2 separate regions of the Homo sapiens genome follow, and region 1 is linked to region 2. A link is a contact called in ENCODE Hi-C or POLR2A ChIA-PET data. All regions are on one chromosome and are shown on one strand. Each heading gives the region's core, a stretch centred on a gene start or an enhancer-like site at or near the end of the contact. The rest is flanking DNA. Distances are from core to core; before and after follow the strand shown. Region 1 holds the start of PYCR2 (pyrroline-5-carboxylate reductase 2). Region 2 holds the start of NVL (nuclear VCP like).

Region 1 (5,548 bases), core at 377-2,876, 1.6 Mb after region 2:
CCTTCTTCCCTGCCAATCTTCTGGTATCTAAGGCACTCCTCTGCCAGGTAAGAAGGCCCTATGGTGAAAGTGGCAGGGCAAAGGGAAATGCTAATACCTGGTCGTTAAAAGCACAGCTGAGTCAGGCCCTATCCTAACCCTGGCCGCTTGTTCGTGGGGACCGCACAGTCTCCATGTGGTCCAGGGCTAGGCTGGAAGCCATCCATCCCTCTATGACTCCAAACTGAGAAGCAGGACCCTCCAGTGCTAGGGACATCAGCCCACCCTAGGCACAGACACTGCCTGTCACCTGCCTCATCAGCCATCCTCTCCCACAGAGCACAGGTTTTGGGTGAAGACTTGGAATATGTTTTTGGAGAACAGAACAACTAACTCACCAGATTCTTCCCAATATGCTCATTCACGACTCAGAATAACAGCAAAGTGGCCACTGTTGTAAATGAGGAAATAGCCTCAAAGTGGCTGAGTACTTTAAGGTCATACAACTCGTCTATTAAGAAAAATGGCTGAGCGCAGTGGCTCACCCCTGTAATCCCAGCACTTTGGGAGGCCAAGGCGGGCAGATCACTTGAGGCCAGGAGTTCGAGACCAGCCTGGCCAACAGTATTCTCTACCAAAAATACAAAAATTAGCTGCGCGTGGTGGATGCCTGTAATTCCAGCTACTCGGGAGGCTGAGGTGGGAGGCTGAGGTGGGAGGCGGAGGTTACAGTGAGCTGAGATCGCGCCACTGCACTCCAGCTTGGGCGACAGAGTAAGACCCTGTCTGAAAAAAAATTTAAAAAATGAGTATTTATTAGGTACCTACTATGTGCCAGGTGCTTTCATCACATAATCACCTCAGTTAATCCTCTACCACTCCAGTGTCTGGATCTGACCCCCAGTTATGTCTCCCTGGGTGTTCCCACCACATTGAGCTGCCCAAGAGAAGGTGGAAAGATTGTCACGTTCCTGGAGTAAAGGTCACCGCCGGCCAAAGACCAGCACTTGGGCGCAGGGGCCGGCCAGACTCACTTCATCTCAGGTCATCCTTTTCCTGGGCCTCCACCCGCTTCCCACTCCGCCCGGCTCCACCTACCCTGAGCGCGGACACCGTGGGCAGGTTCATTTCTGGGGAGCTGGCTATTATCTTGTGAGCCGACAGGATGCCTGCAGAAGACAGAGCTTTTCAACTAGGGGTCGCGGCCCAGCCCGTTACCACGCTTTCCCTGGCTCTAAAACCCAGAGCCGTCCTAACAGTGCCAGTCTCCCTCTCCCCCTCAACCCTCTACGAGGACAGAAGACGCACTTGCTGCTCAACCAGAGTCTCATCTACCCCACCGGACGCAAACTCCCCTTTCATTCGCTCATGCTGGTGGGACGGAGGCCCCCTCGGGCCTCGGGACCGCCCGCGAAGCCGCCTCCCGCCTCCACGCGCTTGCCTGCGGCCGTGAAGCCCCGCGCCAGAGCATAGGCCAGCTGGCCGGCCCCGATGAAGCCCACGCTCATGGTCCGCGGTTCACGCCTCCTGGGAGCCGCACGAACCCCCTCAGCGAGGGACCGGAAGTAACGCTAGGGGAAGGGCGGACAGCGCAGGGGCGAACGGGCGGCGTGCCGAGGACCGGCGAGCTAACAGCAGCTTCTGGGATGGTGCAACCCTATTCTCCCCCGGCGGATATCTCCCGGGCGGCTGATGGCGCCTTAGGCCACGTGGCCCCGCCCCGTCCGGGCGACCAATCAGTGGCCAGGATCTCGGGGCAGGCCAATCCGCGGCCCGAGCCAGGCCGCGTGCCCGCCTCCTCCGCTCGCGACTGGAGGGCGGAACTCCGGGCTGGAGTCCCGGAAGCCCCTGTGGCAGCTTGGCGTGAGCTCCAGGCGCCCGCCGGCCCAGGACGCCCGGCCGCCCCCACCCCCCCCCCCCACCCCAAGGCTGAGGTCGCCGTCCCTAAGCCACCTCGGGCTCAGGGCTGAGGCCTGGCCCAGGCCTGGCTAATATTATTTCTGGCGCTGGCCATCAGATGCCCCTCAAGGCCCACAGGAATTCTCCAGGTTGCCGATTTGCGGGGATGAACGAGGCCCTCCTGGCGTAGGTTCAGACCAGGTGGCGGCGAGGTTCAGACCAGGTGGCGGCGAGGCGGCACCAGGGTGGTCAGCCGCGGCTTATTCACTTGAACTTGAGTGTTTCTCGCGAATTTGTCCAAACTAGATACAAGAAGGACAAGTTCGAGTCTCCGACTCTTCCGCGATCCCGCACCCCCCAGCCCCTTGCTGTCACTTGCCTTTTTTTTTTTGAGACGGAGTTTCACTCTTGTTGCCCAGGATGGAGTGCAGTGGCACGATCTCGGCTCACTGCAATCTCCGCCTCCCGGGTTCAAGCGATTCTCCTGCCTCAGCCTCCCCAGTAGCTGGGATTACAGGCGCCCGCTACCACGACCGGATAATTTTTGTATTTTTAGTAGAGACGGGGTTTCACCATGTTGTTCAGGCTGGTCTTCAACTCCTGACATCAGGTTATCCGCCCGCCTCGGCCTCCCAAAGTGCTGGGATTATAAGCGTGAGCCACCGCGCCCGACCTGTCTCTTGCTTTTAAAAGCTCCACCAATGTGATGTTTCCTTTTCTATCAGTAGTAAATATAAGGGGCCGCAGGGAACAAATGACAGAAGTAGAGAGGAAGAAGGTGGCGTTCCTAGAGGACTCAGAAGAGCTGAGGACCCTTAGTTCCCATGGTCTCTCTGCTAGCTTTTCTAGTCCTTTCCGTGTAATGCACACCCCCACTCCCAGGCAAGGGGCTGCTTTCTGTGAACTTCCCTGAGCAAGTCCCCAGGCCCTCAGTTTGTGCACCCTTTAAAGTGAGGACCAAATATAATATTTACTATTAAGCAAAATAATGCTATGTTTTATTTATTTATTTATTTATTTATTTATTGAGACAGAGTTTCGCTCTTGTTGCCCAGGCTGGAGTGCAATGGCACGATCTCGGCTCACTGCAACCTCCACCTCCCGGGTTCAAGCGATTCTCCTGCTTCAGCCTCCTGAGTAGCTGGGATTACAGGCATGCGCCACCACGCCCGGCTAATTTTTTGTATTTTTAGTAGAGACAGGGTTTCTCCATGTTGGTCAGGCTGATCTTGAACTCCCGACCTGAGGTGATCTGCCTGTCTCAGCCTCCCAAAGTGCTGGGATTACAGGCGTGAGCCACAGCACCTGGCCTCTGTATTTTTTAAATTCGAAAAGTAATACAGACATATTGAAGAAAGTTTGGAGATAAAAGTAAAAATAAAATCATCCACATCATACTTCCCAAAGATAGTTTCTTACAAACATTTTTGGTGTATTTCCTTACACTATCATGTCCTATGCATATCTACTTTCTCCATCATTGGAAATAAATGATGTACATGTAGTTTTGAAATTTCTCTAGTAGACATGAGCATTTTCCAATGTCACTGAAAAGTTATTTAAGACAGTTTTAATGACTACTTATTATATGTATGTACCTTACTGATTTAACCATTCAAAGGTCAATGTTAGGTTTATTGATTTATATAATAGATAACTTACTGAGCCAGGTTCTGGGAGTATAGCTATGAACAAAACAGACAAGTTCCTGTCCTCATAAAACATCAATTTATTATTATTTCTTATTTTTATTTATTTATTTATTTTTGAGACGGAGTCTTTGTTACCCAGGCTGGAGTGAAGTGGCATGATCTCGGCTCACTGCAACCTCCATCTCCCGGGTTCAAGCGATTCTCCTGTCTCAGCCTTCCGAGTACCTGGGATTACAGGCATGTGTCACCACGCCTGGCCAATTTTTGTATTTTTAGTAGAGATGGGGTTTCACCATGTTGGCCAGGCTGGTCTCCAACTCCTGACCTCAGGTGATCCACCCGCCTCAGCCTCCCAAAGTGCTGGGATCACAGACATGAGCCACCACTCCTGGCCTTCAATTTTTTAAATTTTTGTTCATATTATTGTGATAAAATCTTTGCCTGACTCATTATTTTCTTAACATGACTCCCAGAAGTGAGATTTGTAAGGTCCAGTGGTTTGGGGCTTTAAGAGCTCCCATAGCTGCCATGTTGCAGCATAGCCTAATGGTTACCAGCGTAAAGCTCTGAAACCAGAAACCCAGCAGAAACCAAACTGGCTGAAGGAAAAGGGGGGCTTCTGTACAGCGCTTGGGAGAGGCACAGGGGAGCTCACAGACCAGAAGGGGCACCTACAGAGAGCAGGACCTCAGGAATGGAACTAGAACACTGCGCTGCCAGCACTTCCCCTCTTCTCTTTGTCTCATTTCTGTTTGCCTGCATTTGGCCTCCCTTTTGTTGTAGAGGAGTCTTTGTCAGGTAGTGAGGAAGTTGGGGGTTTACCCTCCTTCACAACTTCCTAATGCTGCCTGCTCCTCTGCAGGATACTCACCCTCCCCATAGTCCACCAGGGCACTGCAGGGCCCTTTGCTTTTCCTGGCTGTGGTCTGTTGTGGGGAGCTCTGGATCTGACCTGCAATACAGGAGGTTGTGCTGAAGCTGAATGTGTGTTTTGGAGTGAGGTGTGGGGGACACTTGTGTCTCACTCCTTTCTGACCCCTTACATACACCCATCCCTTACCTGGTTGCCTTGCGTTGATATCTCCCGTTTCCGCTTCCGGGAGCCAGGGTGAAATGGGAGAACTGCAAAAGCCTAAGAAAGGATGGCCGGGTGCGGTGGCTCACACCTGTAATCCCAGAACTTTGGGAGGCTGAGGCGAATGGACCACCTGAGGTCAGGAGTTCGAGACCAGCCTGGCCAACATGGTGAAACCCCATCTCTACTAAAAATACAAAAAATTAGCCGGATGTGGTGGCGGGCACCTATAATCTCAGCTACTCAGGAGGCTGAGACAGGGGAATTGCTTGAACCTGGGAGGTGGAGATTGCAGTGAGCCAAGATTGTGCCACTGCACTCCAGGCTGAGTGACAGTGTGAGACTCTGTCTAAAAAAAAAAAAAAAAAAAAAAAAGAGGCCATGTTGGTGACCCCCAGTGTTGGCTTCATCCCCAGCCAGGACTGGCCACATAAGACACGGAGTAGCAAAAGCACTTGCTCCCCTCAGTTTGGACTTAGGGCAGCAAGTGAGCCACTGACCACAAACTGTTCTTTTTTGTGGTAGTTTTGATCTATTATTTTTTCATCTCCAAAGTTTAAAGTTTATATATACAAAATCTATTATATTTTATTTTTTAAAAATATAAGATGGAAATAAAAAAGAGCAAAAGAGAAAAGAAAACAACAAAAAATAAAAACAAAGTAAGAAAACAAAAAAAACCCAAATATATGTATATATAAAATATATATATAAAATAGAGACGGGGTCTCACTATGTTAGTCTAGGTTGATCTTGAACTCTTGACCTCAAGCAATCCTCCCTCCTTGGCCTCCCAGTGTTAGGATTACAGGCATGAGCCACCGCACCCAGCCTGTTACCTATTTTAAATATAGGTAAGACCATTTTATTCTCTTTTAATGACCTTGCTGACTCTAACGTCCCATTTCCTTGGTGCTGTGGCCACTGCCTTGGTTTCTAAGGC
Region 2 (6,107 bases), core at 2,776-5,275:
TGACCAGACTGTCAGGTACTAAAAGATAAGCAGTGACCCATTTCCCACAGTACAAAAGACATTTTACTGCACATAATAGGTATTTGATAAATGTTTGCATAACTGAATTGAGTTCCAAGATTATGGATTGGTGAACTAATGCCAGCAGCTACTGATATCAACTGGAAATTTAGGCAGGATATAAACTTTTAAAATGGTAAAGGAGACATAAAAATCCAAGGATCCGGAAACTATATTTATTTACCTGTACACTCTTTGTAAATCAGACGCTAAGACTCCAATGTCCACATATTTGCCACATTTGTTACTGGTAAGGTACTAAAACAGAAAATATAACAAATACAAAACACCCAATATTTCAAACTCAGTGATTTTAATCAACAGATTGAGCTATCTGAACACATTATACTTTAAGATAAACTCTTCGTTAATAAAGTGTACCAGAAACATAAATAAAAGTAACCAAATAATTGTCAAATATGAAATCAGAAAATTTAATTAACATTATTAATCACTATAATACAATACTAATAATTATCAGAATAGTTATAAGGCAGTAAGTGAGGGCTTACTTACTAATATCCTAGGTTTCCAAACACCCCAGAACACTGCAGTAAACTCATAAGGGTAGGAGGGGATATTTTAAACTTCAAGGAACACAGTGATATTTGACATCTGTCAGATACTGCAGAACTACTAGCTTGAGGCAATTTAGTTTCAATATTAAATCACCTTTTGGCTGGGCATGGTGGCTCATATCTGTAATCCCAACACTTTGGGAGCCCAGGAGTTTGAGACCACCCTGGGCAACAAAGTTTGACCTCATCTCTACAAAAAAATTAAAAAGTTGGTTGGATGTGGTGGCTTGTGCTTATACTCCCAGCATTTTGGGAGGCCAAGGTGGGAGATCGCTTAAGCCCAGACTTAGAGGTTGCAGTGAGCTATGATCGAGCCACTGCACTCCAGCCTGGATAACAGAACGAGACCTTATCTCAAAAATAAATACATAAATAAGCCCGGGCGTGGTGGCTCACACCCGTAATCCCAGCACTTTGAGAGGCCAAGGCGGGAGGATTGCTTCAGTCCAGGTGTTCGAGACCAGCCTGGGCAAGGTGGTAAGATCTCATCTCTACAAAAAATTTTAAAATTAGCCAGACATGGTGGTGCATACCTGTGGTCCCAGCTACATGGGAGGCTGAGGTGGGAGAATCACTTGACCCCACGAGTTTGAGATGGCAGTGAGCAGTGTTCACACCACTGCACTCCAGCCTGGGTGACAGAGCTAGACCCAGTCTCAAAAATAAAAAATTAAAATTAAATTAAATATATAGCTAAGTGAAAATTTATTTAAAATATTGTGTAAGACTATCTTCAGGCTATGTGTGTAAGGTGTATATGAAACATAAATAAACTTCATGTTTAACTTGGGTCCCATCCCCAAATATCTCATTATGTATATGCAAACATTCCAAAACCTGAAAAAAATCAATCTGAAACATTTTTTGGTCTTAAGCATTTAGAATAAGGGATATTCATTTGTACTTTTATAATGAACCAAAGTGAAAGCTATAGAGGAAAACTGATAATGTCAAACGCTGAAAAGAGTCAAGTGTGAGGACAGAGAAGAGGCCACTAGATCCAGTAATTAGGAGTCACTGCTCAGAAACCTCAATAAAGTGAAGGAGCAAGTTGTGGGACGCGGGAACATCCAGAGGAAGAGTAATTCAGAGTGACTGAACAACGAGAACAAAGGTCCTGTGCTTGGCATGTTTGAGAAGGTCTGTGTGGCTGGGACAGGAGAGGAAAAGTAAACTAGGACAACAGAGGCCAGAATATGCAGGGCTTTTCAGACTGGGTTTTACTCTAGATGTCTGTGACTCCACTGAAAGGTTTTGAGCAGGGCTATGGCAAGCTCTGATTTCCCCCCCCTTTTTTTTAGTTATACTTTAAGTTCTGGGATACATGTGCAGAACATGCGGGTTTGTTACATAGGTATACAGGTGCCATGGTGGTTTCCTGCACCCATCAACCCGTCATCTACATTAGGTATTTTTCCTAATGCTATCCCTCCCCTAGCCCGATTTTTCCCTTTAAAAGGATGTCTTGGCCACGCCTGTAATCCCAGCACTTTGGGAGGCTGAGGCGGGCAGATCACCTGAGGTCAGGAGTTCGAGACTAGCCTGGCCAACATGGTGAAATCCCATCCCTACTAAAAATACAAAAAGTAGCCAGGCGTGATGGCATGCACTTGTAATCCCACGTACTCGGGAGGCTGAGGCAGGAGAATCACTTGAACCCAGGAGGCAGAGGTTGCAGTGAGCAGAAAAAAAAAAAAAAATTAGATGTCTCTGGCTGCTCTGTGGGGAATAGGCTTTAGGTAAAAGCAGAATCAGAGAGATCAGTTAGGAGGCTATTGTAATAGTATAAGGTAGAGATGATGGTTTGGACTAAGATGGTTACAGGGAAAGACAGTAAGAAGTACTTGGAATATATTTTGAAAGTAAAGCCAACCAGGCTGTTGACAGATGGTATACAGGAAATGAAAGACTCAGAATGATCCTTAAGGTTTTTGGCCTTAACAACAGGACGAACGGTAGTATCATTTACTGAGATACAGAACACTAAGAAAGGGCAGATTTGAAGGAAGAAAAAAATCACAAATTCCACTTGGCCATTTTAATTTGGAGATATGCTGACTAGGCAGCTGGATATATCAATCTGTACTTCAAGATAAAATCTGGACTGGAGATATAAAGTTAGCAGTCATAAATATACAGAGGCCAGTGCAGCAGCTTGCACCGGTAATCCCAGCACTTTGGGAGGCTGAGGCCCGATCGCTTGAGCCCAGGAGTTAGAGACCAGCCAGAGTAACATAGTGGAACCCCGTCTCTACAAATAATAATAATAATAATAAATTAGCCAGGTGTGGTGGTGCACACCTGTAGTCCCAGCTACTGGGGAGGCTGAGGAGGGAGGATCACTTGAGTCAGGGAGGCCGAGGGTGCAGTGAGTTATGATTGTGCCCATAAACAGCCACTGCACTCTAGCCTGGGCAACAGAGCGAGACTATGTCTCAGAAAAATAAAAATAAAATGAAATAAATACATAGATAATAGAGTATGTAGATACTACTCAAAGGTTATTACACTAAATGAGATCACATAGGAAGTATGGATAGATAAGAAAGGTGTATGAGGAAAGAGGAGGAAGGGGAGGTAAGAGAACAGTGGCACAGAGCACTTCCAACATTTACAAGTTGGTAGGAAAAGATGGGTCCGAAAAGGAGATTGTTTAGGGGCTGGTGAAGTGAAAGAAAAACAAGGAGAATGTGTAGCTCACAAATTCCTAAGTGAAGAAAATTCTCTCCCACCTTTTAACTCAGACTGCTTGCTTACATTCTGAGGTATTTGCCACACACTGCTTTTTACTGATGGTCATGAAAATGAGAAAACCGTAGGCAAAGTGCCTGTTACTGTTGCCAGACCCATGTTATCTCGTTTTAGTGTGTAAGTTCCTTGAGAACGGAAATTAACATATTATTTATGCCACCCCTTCTCAAGGACCTCTTACAATGCGAGCGTTTGAAGACCATTCCTGTGCTAACTTCACAAGCCAAAGAGGTTAAAATTCAAAGGCTACCTCCACTCTACTGAATGATCTGCGCTGAAGACGACCAGACAACTTGGGCAGCCCTACCAAGCTGCACCCTCCCACCATCCCCGGCTTCTCCCTGAGACTCCGCACCAACGTGGGTAGGGAAGGCCCCGGCAGCACCAACTAAGGAGAAACAGACGCACGCCCAGACCCAGACTGGGGAAAGAAGACTAGTTGAGTTCCACCTGGATGCCACCCGACAAAAGGGGAGTGGCACCCTGGGGCAGCGATCGGGGCCCTTGGCGAGGCCAAGCGGTGCAGAATACACACCTGGATGACTCGCTGCTTGAGTTTATTATCCACGAACCCTGCAGGTCTGGGCTTCATCGCGTCGGTCTTCCAAGCCACAGCTCGGACCGCCAGCTCCTAGTCAACCGGGGGCCTCGTAGGGGTTGCCCGCCGCGATCGCCGGGCCAGTTGCACCTGAAATGCGCCCCTCCTGGGGCCTAGCCCGCGCCGTTTCCGTCAGAATAAAAGTAATGCGAATGAAGGGGAAAAAATTCCGAGGAGAGGGAGAAGACTTGAAAACCTCAGGGAGTTTCTAGGGGCCTTATTTTGCAGGCCTGCCCAGTGGACCCTGGAAGATTAGGACCCCTTTGAACGCGCTCAACTTTATTGGTTCCCCGCCGGGCGAACCAGGTGGGAGGAAGTTCCTACCCCGGCGCGGTGTGCGGAGACGCTGTCAACGGCGTCCTCTGGAAAACTTGGTTTGCTTTCCTCAGGCGTTCCAGCCACACCTCATTCTGATACAAAGCTAGTCTTCGCAAAACCAGCCACGGTAGATACTTGGAGTGATAAAATCAGGGTAAAAACACACCACCAGCCGCTGCTTGCTTTCCCACGTAGTTATCTTACATTTTAGAGGCCCGACAAAAGGGCTAGGTGAAAAAGAAAAGGAAGGACGGATTTATCCAGATAACTAAGTCATTTGTTACTTTTAGAACTCGTTTGACTTACGCTGTTATCATCGGCAGGTAATTTGTTGAATATATCCAGTGCAGGACTCCTTGGCCCAGAATTTTATCAAACGTTTGTATTTGCCCCAAGAAGTTTATCCTGCACTTAGGGAGACACAAAGGGACAGTTACCAAGCATTAAAAAAAAAATGCTGGCTTTAGTTTCTGTCTTCTTGTTTATTTCAACCGTGTTTTGAGTATTCTTATTTCAGGTCCTCCTTGGCTTATGACAAGGTTAAGTGCAGTGTATTAAGGGGCAGAGGGGAGAGAAAATGGAATTAAGAGAAGGGCGTGAGGCCGGGCACGGTGGCTCACACCTGTAATCCCAGCACTTTGGGAGGCCGAGGCGGGCAGATCACTTGAGGTCAGGAGTTCACGACCAGCCTGGCCAACATGGTGAAACCTTGTCTCTACTAAAAATATAAAAATTAGCACTGAATTAAGTATTAGATTTCCCACTCAAAATATTGATCCGTTTGGTTGCAACTTCATTTCCTACTTCTTCACTATGTGTAGTTTTATTTTTTATTTTTTTAGTTGTAAAATATAAGAACATTCACCATCTTAAACATTTTAAAGTGTGCAGTTTAGTGATAATACATTCATAATATGCAACCATCACTGCCATCTAGTTCCAGAACTCTTTTCATCTTGTACAACTAAAACTCTATACTAATTAAAAAATAACTCCCCATTCCTCCCTCCCCCCAGCCCCTGGCAACTACCATTCTACTTACTGTCTTTATGATTTTGACTACACTAACTTCCTCATATAAGTGGAATCTTCCAGTATTTGACTTTTGTGACTGGCTTGTTTCTTAGCTTAATGCCCTCATATAGCATGTGTTAGAATTTCCTTCTTTCTTTTCTTTTTTTTTTTTTTTTTTTTTTGATACAGAGTCTTGCTCTGTTGCCCAGGCTGGAGTGCAGTGGCGCAATCTCAGCTCACTGCAACCTTCGCCTCCTGGGTTCAAGAGATTCTACCACCTCAGCCTCCCAAGTAGTTGGGACTACAGGTGTGTACCACCACACCCGGCTAATTTTTTGTATTTTTAGTAGAAATGGCGTTTTGCCATGTTGGCCAGGCTGATCTCCAACTCCTGACCTGAGGTGATCCACCTGCCTTGGCCTCCCAAAGTGCTGGGATTACAGGTATAAGCCACCGCACCTGGCCTTTCCTTCACTTTTAAGGCTGAATAAAATTTGGCTCTTTTGTTGCCATTCTGCCTTTTGCCATGGGATGACACAGCAAGAAGGCCCTCACCAAATAACAACTCCTTGATATTGGACTTTCCAGCCTTCTTGCATTCATTCAACAAGTGTTTATTGAGTGCCTACCAGTTTCAGTCTCTGCTCTGCGCTTTAGGCTTGTGGGGAAAAGTGGAAGAATTATAACTAACTTTTTATAACATTTAAAAAATTTGATTAGGTATTTATGTGCTTGATTAAATGTTAGCAAAGATTCCCTACAGCATATAGTACAAATGTAGTCAATGC

What was found. A loop is a pair of places that touch in the nucleus more often than their neighbours do. ChIA-PET counts read pairs that join two places held with the same protein, here RNA polymerase II (POLR2A). Pooled maps may share reads with other maps.
Region 1: a pooled map shows a loop between it and region 2 (4-fold over the local background). The contact joins the promoter of PYCR2 here to the promoter of NVL in region 2. A Hi-C loop is called at or near these places in 1 of 50 pooled maps. POLR2A ChIA-PET finds 5 or more read pairs at or near these places in 2 of 52 experiments (Caco-2 and GM10248).

What each region holds. Positions count from the first base shown.
Region 1 is chr1:225,922,624-225,928,171 of GRCh38, forward strand. PYCR2 (pyrroline-5-carboxylate reductase 2) reads right to left here and starts at 1,627. Exons shown (of 7, transcript NM_013328.4): 1 at 1,421-1,627; 2 at 1,078-1,148. The coding sequence starts at 1,487. RefSeq lists silencers at 1,224-1,353, 1,664-1,753, 1,894-1,973 and an enhancer at 1,524-2,173.
Region 2 is chr1:224,326,147-224,332,253 of GRCh38, forward strand. NVL (nuclear VCP like) reads right to left here and starts at 4,026. Exons shown (of 23, transcript NM_002533.4): 1 at 3,925-4,026; 2 at 245-318. The coding sequence starts at 3,981. RefSeq lists enhancers at 3,594-3,733, 3,784-3,833, 4,024-4,073, 4,094-4,243.